Linked DNA regions of Homo sapiens: region 1 is linked to region 2. Evidence: chromatin contacts called from ENCODE Hi-C or POLR2A ChIA-PET data. All regions are on one chromosome and are shown on one strand. The core of a region is the stretch at or near the end of the contact, and the rest is flanking DNA. Distances in the headings are between cores, read along the strand shown.

Evidence for each region. A loop is a pair of places that touch in the nucleus more often than their neighbours do. ChIA-PET counts read pairs that join two places held with the same protein, here RNA polymerase II (POLR2A). Pooled maps may share reads with other maps.
Region 1: POLR2A ChIA-PET joins it to region 2 with 17 read pairs in A673. The contact joins two enhancer-like sites. A Hi-C loop is called at or near these places in 2 of 50 pooled maps. POLR2A ChIA-PET finds 5 or more read pairs at or near these places in 2 of 52 experiments (A673 and WTC11).

The regions. Positions count from the first base shown.
Region 1 is chr14:103,030,609-103,033,679 of GRCh38, reverse strand. All of the region lies in intron 1 of CDC42BPB (CDC42 binding protein kinase beta), which reads left to right. Among named protein-coding and RNA genes, the nearest start is that of CDC42BPB, 25 kb to the left of the region's middle. Within about 2 kb of position 1,604, at least 11 of the 41 ENCODE cell types and tissues checked have a DNase peak (open chromatin) inside an H3K27ac peak, as active enhancers do.
Region 2 is chr14:102,603,617-102,606,712 of GRCh38, reverse strand. The region is part of intron 2 of RCOR1 (REST corepressor 1); the gene reads right to left. Among named protein-coding and RNA genes, the nearest start is that of RCOR1, 13 kb to the right of the region's middle. Within about 2 kb of position 1,497, at least 2 of the 41 ENCODE cell types and tissues checked have a DNase peak (open chromatin) inside an H3K27ac peak, as active enhancers do.

The DNA.
Region 1 (3,071 bases), core at 355-2,854, 430 kb before region 2:
TGTCATTCTTCCTTTTTTGGAGTCTCTTGAGTTTTTTATATGGTGGTATTTGTGTAATGAGTATTAATAAAAGTGATAGTAATTGGTAATATTTCCTATTCAAATTTCAAAGTTTAAAATTTCAAATAGGAAATTTCAGATACCTTTAGAAGTAGAGCAGCTGGGTGCGGTGGCTTACACCTGTAATCCCAGCACTTTGGGAGGCCGAGGTGGGTGGATCATGAGGTCAGGAGATAGAGACCATCCTGGCTAACACAGTGAAACCCCGTCTCTACTAAAAATACAAAAAAATTAGCTGGGCATGGTGGTGGGCGCCTGTAGTCCCAGCTACTTGGGAGGCTGAGGCAGGAGAATGGCGTGAACCCAGAAGGCGGGGCTTGCAGTGAGCAGAGATGGCGCCACTGCACTCCAGCCTGGGTGACAGAGCGATACTCCGTCTCAAAACAAACAAAAAAACAAAAATAAAACAAAAAGAGGTAGAGCATATAGAATAATGAACCACCAGTTTCAACAGTTATCAACTCACAGTCAGTTGTATTTCACTTTTATTCCCTTTCCCCAAAAAGGATTATTTTAGGAAAATCCCAGAAATCTGTCATCTCATTTGTAAATATTTCAGTGTGTGTCTCAAGAAGATGAGGGTTTTCTTTAAAAACATAGCCATAATAATATGACATTAAAAAATAACAGTAATTTCTCAATATCATAAAATAGTCATTGTTTAAATTTCCTTTTTTTTTTTTTTTAAAAAAAGTGGATTTGTGGCCGGGCACGGTGGATTATGCCTGTAATCCTAGCACTTTGGGAGGCTGAGGCAGGTGGATCATCAGGAGTTCGAGACCAGCCTGGGTAACATGATGAAACTACTAAAATATAAAAATTAGCCAGGCGTGGTGCTGCATGCCTGTAATCCCAGCTACTCAGGAGGCTGGGGCAGGAGAATTGCTTGAACCCGGGAGGCAGAGGTCGCAATGAGCCTAGATCACACCACTGCACTCCAGACTGAGTAACAGAGCGAGACTCCGTCTCAAAAAAAAAAAAAAAAAAAAGTGGATTTGTTTTATAGGCATTTGGATTGTACACCTCCTTAATCTCTTTTAATCTGTAAGCTCTTTCTCTCTCCTTTTTTTTTTTTTTTTTTTTTGCAGTTTATTTGTGGAAGAATTGGCATTTGTCCTGTCCTGTTCAAAAGTTTTAACTGGTTTCTAGTGTTTTCCTAGCTGGACAAATTTGGCATTTGACAGATCATTCCTATACTATTGGCCCAGTATATTTTGTGGGAAATAAACTATTTGGGGGTTCAATCGATGTAAAAAAAAATAGGCATTTCTGATTTCATTTCAGATGTTGCAGTGGTAAAGTATATTCCAGTCAGGAGCTGGTGAGGCCTGAGGCCCAAGTGTGCACCCACGCGGGGTTGCAGAGAGGCCGAGAAGTGCGTTATTACCTCCCTTCTCCTTGGTCCTCGTGGGTGGGCATGAGAGGTTGGATCTGTCACTCTGAGACAGCAGAGGGGGACAAGGAGAAGTGAATGAAATACGTGTTGCTTCTCCAGGCCTTCATATCAGAAACACCTGCCGCTGCCCTGAGGCCACAAGGCTGGCCGCCGGCTGGTGCTCTTGGCTCCCTCTGCTGCTTGCTGGGTGAGGATGCCCTGGGCTTGTGGCATTTTTCTTAAAAAAAAAAAAATAATAATAATAATAATAGAAGGCAGGTCTTATAGTAGTTGTTCACTGGAGACACTTTGGAGTTGACAATTAGTGAGGACTCAACTTTTTAAAATGTGATCTTAAGCTTTTTGATTTTTTAATTGAAGTTCAGAAAAATTAGTTGATACTTGTCCACCCATGTGAGTGATGCTGTAGTCTCTGGTACATCAGCTTTTTAGTTGGTTTCCGGAATCCAGCCCTTAGAAGCCAGACGGGTTGGGCATTCTACCTGCACATCAGGCTGCACAGAGGCTGGGCCTTGGTGCTGTTGGGAGCCCCAGGCCCTTCCTGCTGAGAGCACTGGGGAAAGGCCTGCGTGTGGGCGCCTGTAGAGAAATACCAGGCTCATCCCAAATTGGAAATCGCCAGACGTTCTGGAAAAGTACAATTTTCATAATCAAATAAACCCTGGTAGTATAAATCTTGTATTTTTACTGCAGCGTTTGTTTAAGGAGAAGCATTTTTGACAGCTCTTGTAGCTTGTGAAAGGAAATGCAGACTGCACAAAGCTAGATGTCCTTTTGCAAAATGTTAAACATTTGCTGACTTTGCCGTAAAGTTTTATTGATTATTTGGAAAGCTCTTTCATTTGTTGATTTTAGTGTCTCATCTCTAGGCATCTGGTGAAAAGGGTAGTTTTCCTGGCTTACCAATTACTTTCATGAAATCAGAAGAACATTTTCAAGTCTTCTGTGAAAACATCCTTCCTTCCTGTTTATTACTGCGTTTACGTGGGGATGGTGAGCCAAAGATGACGATACAGGAGCACACTGGCCATCTTTCTCTGCTTGGTGTCTGGGTCATGTACTTTTTTTATTTCATTTCCTTCATGCCGGCGTTTTTATAATACTGAAAAATATCAGCATAAAATATTTTTTTTAATTAAAAAAAAAGTAACTCAGAAATGCTTAGGTTCAGTTGGATATGTGACATATTGGAGGTGGGTAGTCTGGCAGCCAATCTGAACACTTTTGTGTGTGTGTAGAGACAGGGTGCCACCGTGTCACCCAGGCTGGAGTGCAATGGCTCAGTCTTGCCTCACTGCAATTCCCACCTCCTGGGCTCAAGCCATCCTCCCGTCTCAGCCTCTCGAGTAGCTGGGACTGTAGGTGCATGCCACCACACTGACCTAATTTTTGTGAATTTTTTTGTAGAGACGGGCTTTCGCCATGTTGCCTAGGCTGGTCTGGAACATCTAGGCGTAAGTGATCTACCTGTCTCAGCTCCCACAGTGCTGGGATTATAGGTGTGAGCCAGCCCTGAACACTTTTTTTTGAGATGGAGCCTCCCTCTGTCACCCAGGCTGGAGTGCAGTGATGGGATCTGGGCTCACTGCAACCTCCACCTCCCAGGTCGAAGTGA
Region 2 (3,096 bases), core at 248-2,747:
ATGCAGTGGGCCATGTTCCCGCCACTGCACTCCAGCCTGGGGGACAGGGTGAGACCCTATCTCCCCTCCAAAAAAAAAAAAAAAACTTAAAACCTGATTTGGTGGTTCAAAAAACTACGCTACCACCCTCAAAGAAATCAGACATACATGACACCACTAGCTCCCAGAACACTCTCTGGTACTGAGTAAGATCAAAACTAGTTAAGCACCTACTCTTCTCTTCCTCCCCGCTGAACTCCCTATATCCACGCTAAGTTTGAAAGCAGAACACCAAGCCCAGCAGCTTCTATGCCAGTAAAAGTAAAGCAGGGCAGGAACTACAACCTTCAGGGAGAGTATGGGTGTAAATACAGTCAGGTGCAGTGGCTCACACCTGTAATCCCAGCACTGTGGGAGGCCAAGACAGGCAAATCACCTGAGGTCAGGAGTTCAAGACCAGCCTGGCCAACATGGCAAAACCCCGTCTCTACTAAAAATACAAAAATTAGGCCGGGCACGGTGGCTCATGCCTGTAATCCCAGCACTTTCGGAGGCCGAAGCAGGCAGATCACTTGAGGTCGGGAGTTCAAGGCCAGCCTGCCCAATATGATGAAACCCTATTTCTACTAAAAATACAAAAATTAGCCAGGCATGGTGGCGCGCACCTGTAATCCCAGCTATTCACGAGGCTGAGGCAGGAGAATCACTGGAAGCAGGGAAGCAGAGGTTGCAGTGAGCCGAGATCATGCCACTGGACTCCAGCCTGTGCAACAGAGCGAGACTCCATTTCAAAAACAAAAACAAAAAAAACCACAAAGACACACACATTGGCCTAGCCTACAGTCAGGATCATCAATATCACCATCTTCCAACTCCATACCTTCCTTGTCCCACTGGAAGGTCTTCAGAGGCAATAAGACCCATGGAGGTGTCATATTCTAGAGTAACAATGCCTTCCTTCTGGAATACCTCCTGAAGGACCTGCCTGAGGCTGTTTTACAGCAAACTGATAATTTTTATAAGTAGGAATACACTCTAAAATAACCATACAAAGTATAGCATAGTAAATCCACAAACCAGTAATACAGTTATTGTCATTACCAAGTACTATGTACTATACATAACTCCATGTGCTAGATTTTGTAAGACTGGCAGTGCAGTAGGTTTGTTTACACCAACACCACACAAACACCTAAGTAATGCTACACGCTGTTGCACTATAGACAAGGTGAAGTTACTAGGCGACAGAAATTTTTTAGTTCCATTATAATCTTATGGGACCACTGTCCTTGACCAAAATGACATTTGTTTTGCAATACATGACTGTATGTATAGCCTTCAGTCACACCATCAAAATAAATGGCTCTTCTAAAAAAAACTCCAACTATATTCTAAGTTGTGAAGATGACTATTTCAACATACATGCAGGAATAAAGCAACTCAGTCCAATTTGTCCCCAGGCAACCAAGCTAACCACCTCCCATTTCACCGGTGTTCTCACTGCCAGGAAGAAGAGGAATGTAACTGGACTACAAGTTGGCTCTGGCAACCCGAAACATAAAATTCCCCAACACCTGGGGCCACATGGAAACAACTAATCAATGGATCCAATAAAGTCTTGCTCCTAAGTGTTTTTTCTTTTCCTTTTTTTTTTTTTTTTTTTTTTGAGATGGAATATTGCTCTGTCACCCAGGCTGGAGTGCAGTGGCACGATCTCGGCTCACTGTAGCTCCACCTCCCAGGTTCAGGCAATTCTCGCGCCTCAGCCTCCCAAAATGCTGGGATTATAGCCTGGCTAATTTTTTGTATTTTTAGTAGAGACAGGGTTTCACCATTTTGGCCAGGCTGATCTTGAATTCCTGACCTTGGGAGATCCACCTGCCTCAGCCTCCCAAAGTGCTGGGATTACAGGAGTGAGCAACTGCACCCAGCCTAAGTGTTTTCTCTTAAAGAGGATTCTGGCTGACCCTCTCTAAAATACACTAAATTGAATTCTGATTATACTTATAAATCAGAATTCTTATAATACTTAAAATTAACAGTCTATCTTGTTGATCCTTTTCCTTTCTTACTGAAACATAAAATAAAGGTGCCTCTTACAGCTGAGGGCCTCTCGGACTGGATTACCACGGCAAGTTATTAGGTTCAACCATAAGACTAAGCCTCTCAATGCCTCTGTTTCCTCATCTGGAAAATGGAGATAGTAACTTTACATCATATGACTGTTGTGAGGGTCAAATGATTTGATGTGTGTTAAAACTAGCCTGGCACAGAGTAAGCAACCTGGATAGATCATTCTTTCGAGGGTTTTGTTAGTGATGACAAGTTGTACCTCCCTATCCACACACTACCCATTGCCTTATAAGGAGTGGCAAATCCCTAAGACAGCTGTTAGTTTTAGTCTATAGCATTTTAACCTTTCGTGGGAAACTAACTGACCATTATAGGATCAAAGCTGTAACTTTAACCTTTAACCTATATGCTACTATAACTATATACTAGGCAAAAATTAAATCAGAGCTTTTCAAGTCATCCAGCACTGTGATTTGGGTCAACTAGCTAATAGCAGGCCAAAATGAGATGAATAACTTAGTGGAAACACAACAATCAACAAAAAAAATTGTCAATTCTCAGTAACATTCATCTTAGAAATCAGGGGTATACACCAAGACCAATCTCTGAGTACAGTCTCCAGTCAGGAATGTATTTTTATCCCTTCCTAGTCAAATAAACTCAATCCTCCTCCCCGCAACACACATAATATTAAAGAAAAAACAAAAAACATATGTGCAATTCTAACAAAGAATATCCAAATATATAAATAAAAAGAACTCACACAAATCCATACAAAAAACCAAAACCTATAAAAACCAACACCCTATAGAAAAACAGCAAAACAGCCTAGGAAACATGGTGAAACCCTGTCTCTACAAAAAAACACAAAAATTAGCCAGGCGTGGTGGCACACTCCTGTAGTCCCAGCTACCTCGGAAGCTGAGGTGGGAGGATCATGTGAGCCCAGGAGATGAAGGTTGCAGTGAGCTGAGATTAAGCCACCGCACTCCAGCCTGGGCAACAGAGCAAGACCCTAAGGGGGAAAAAAAAGAAAAATAGCAA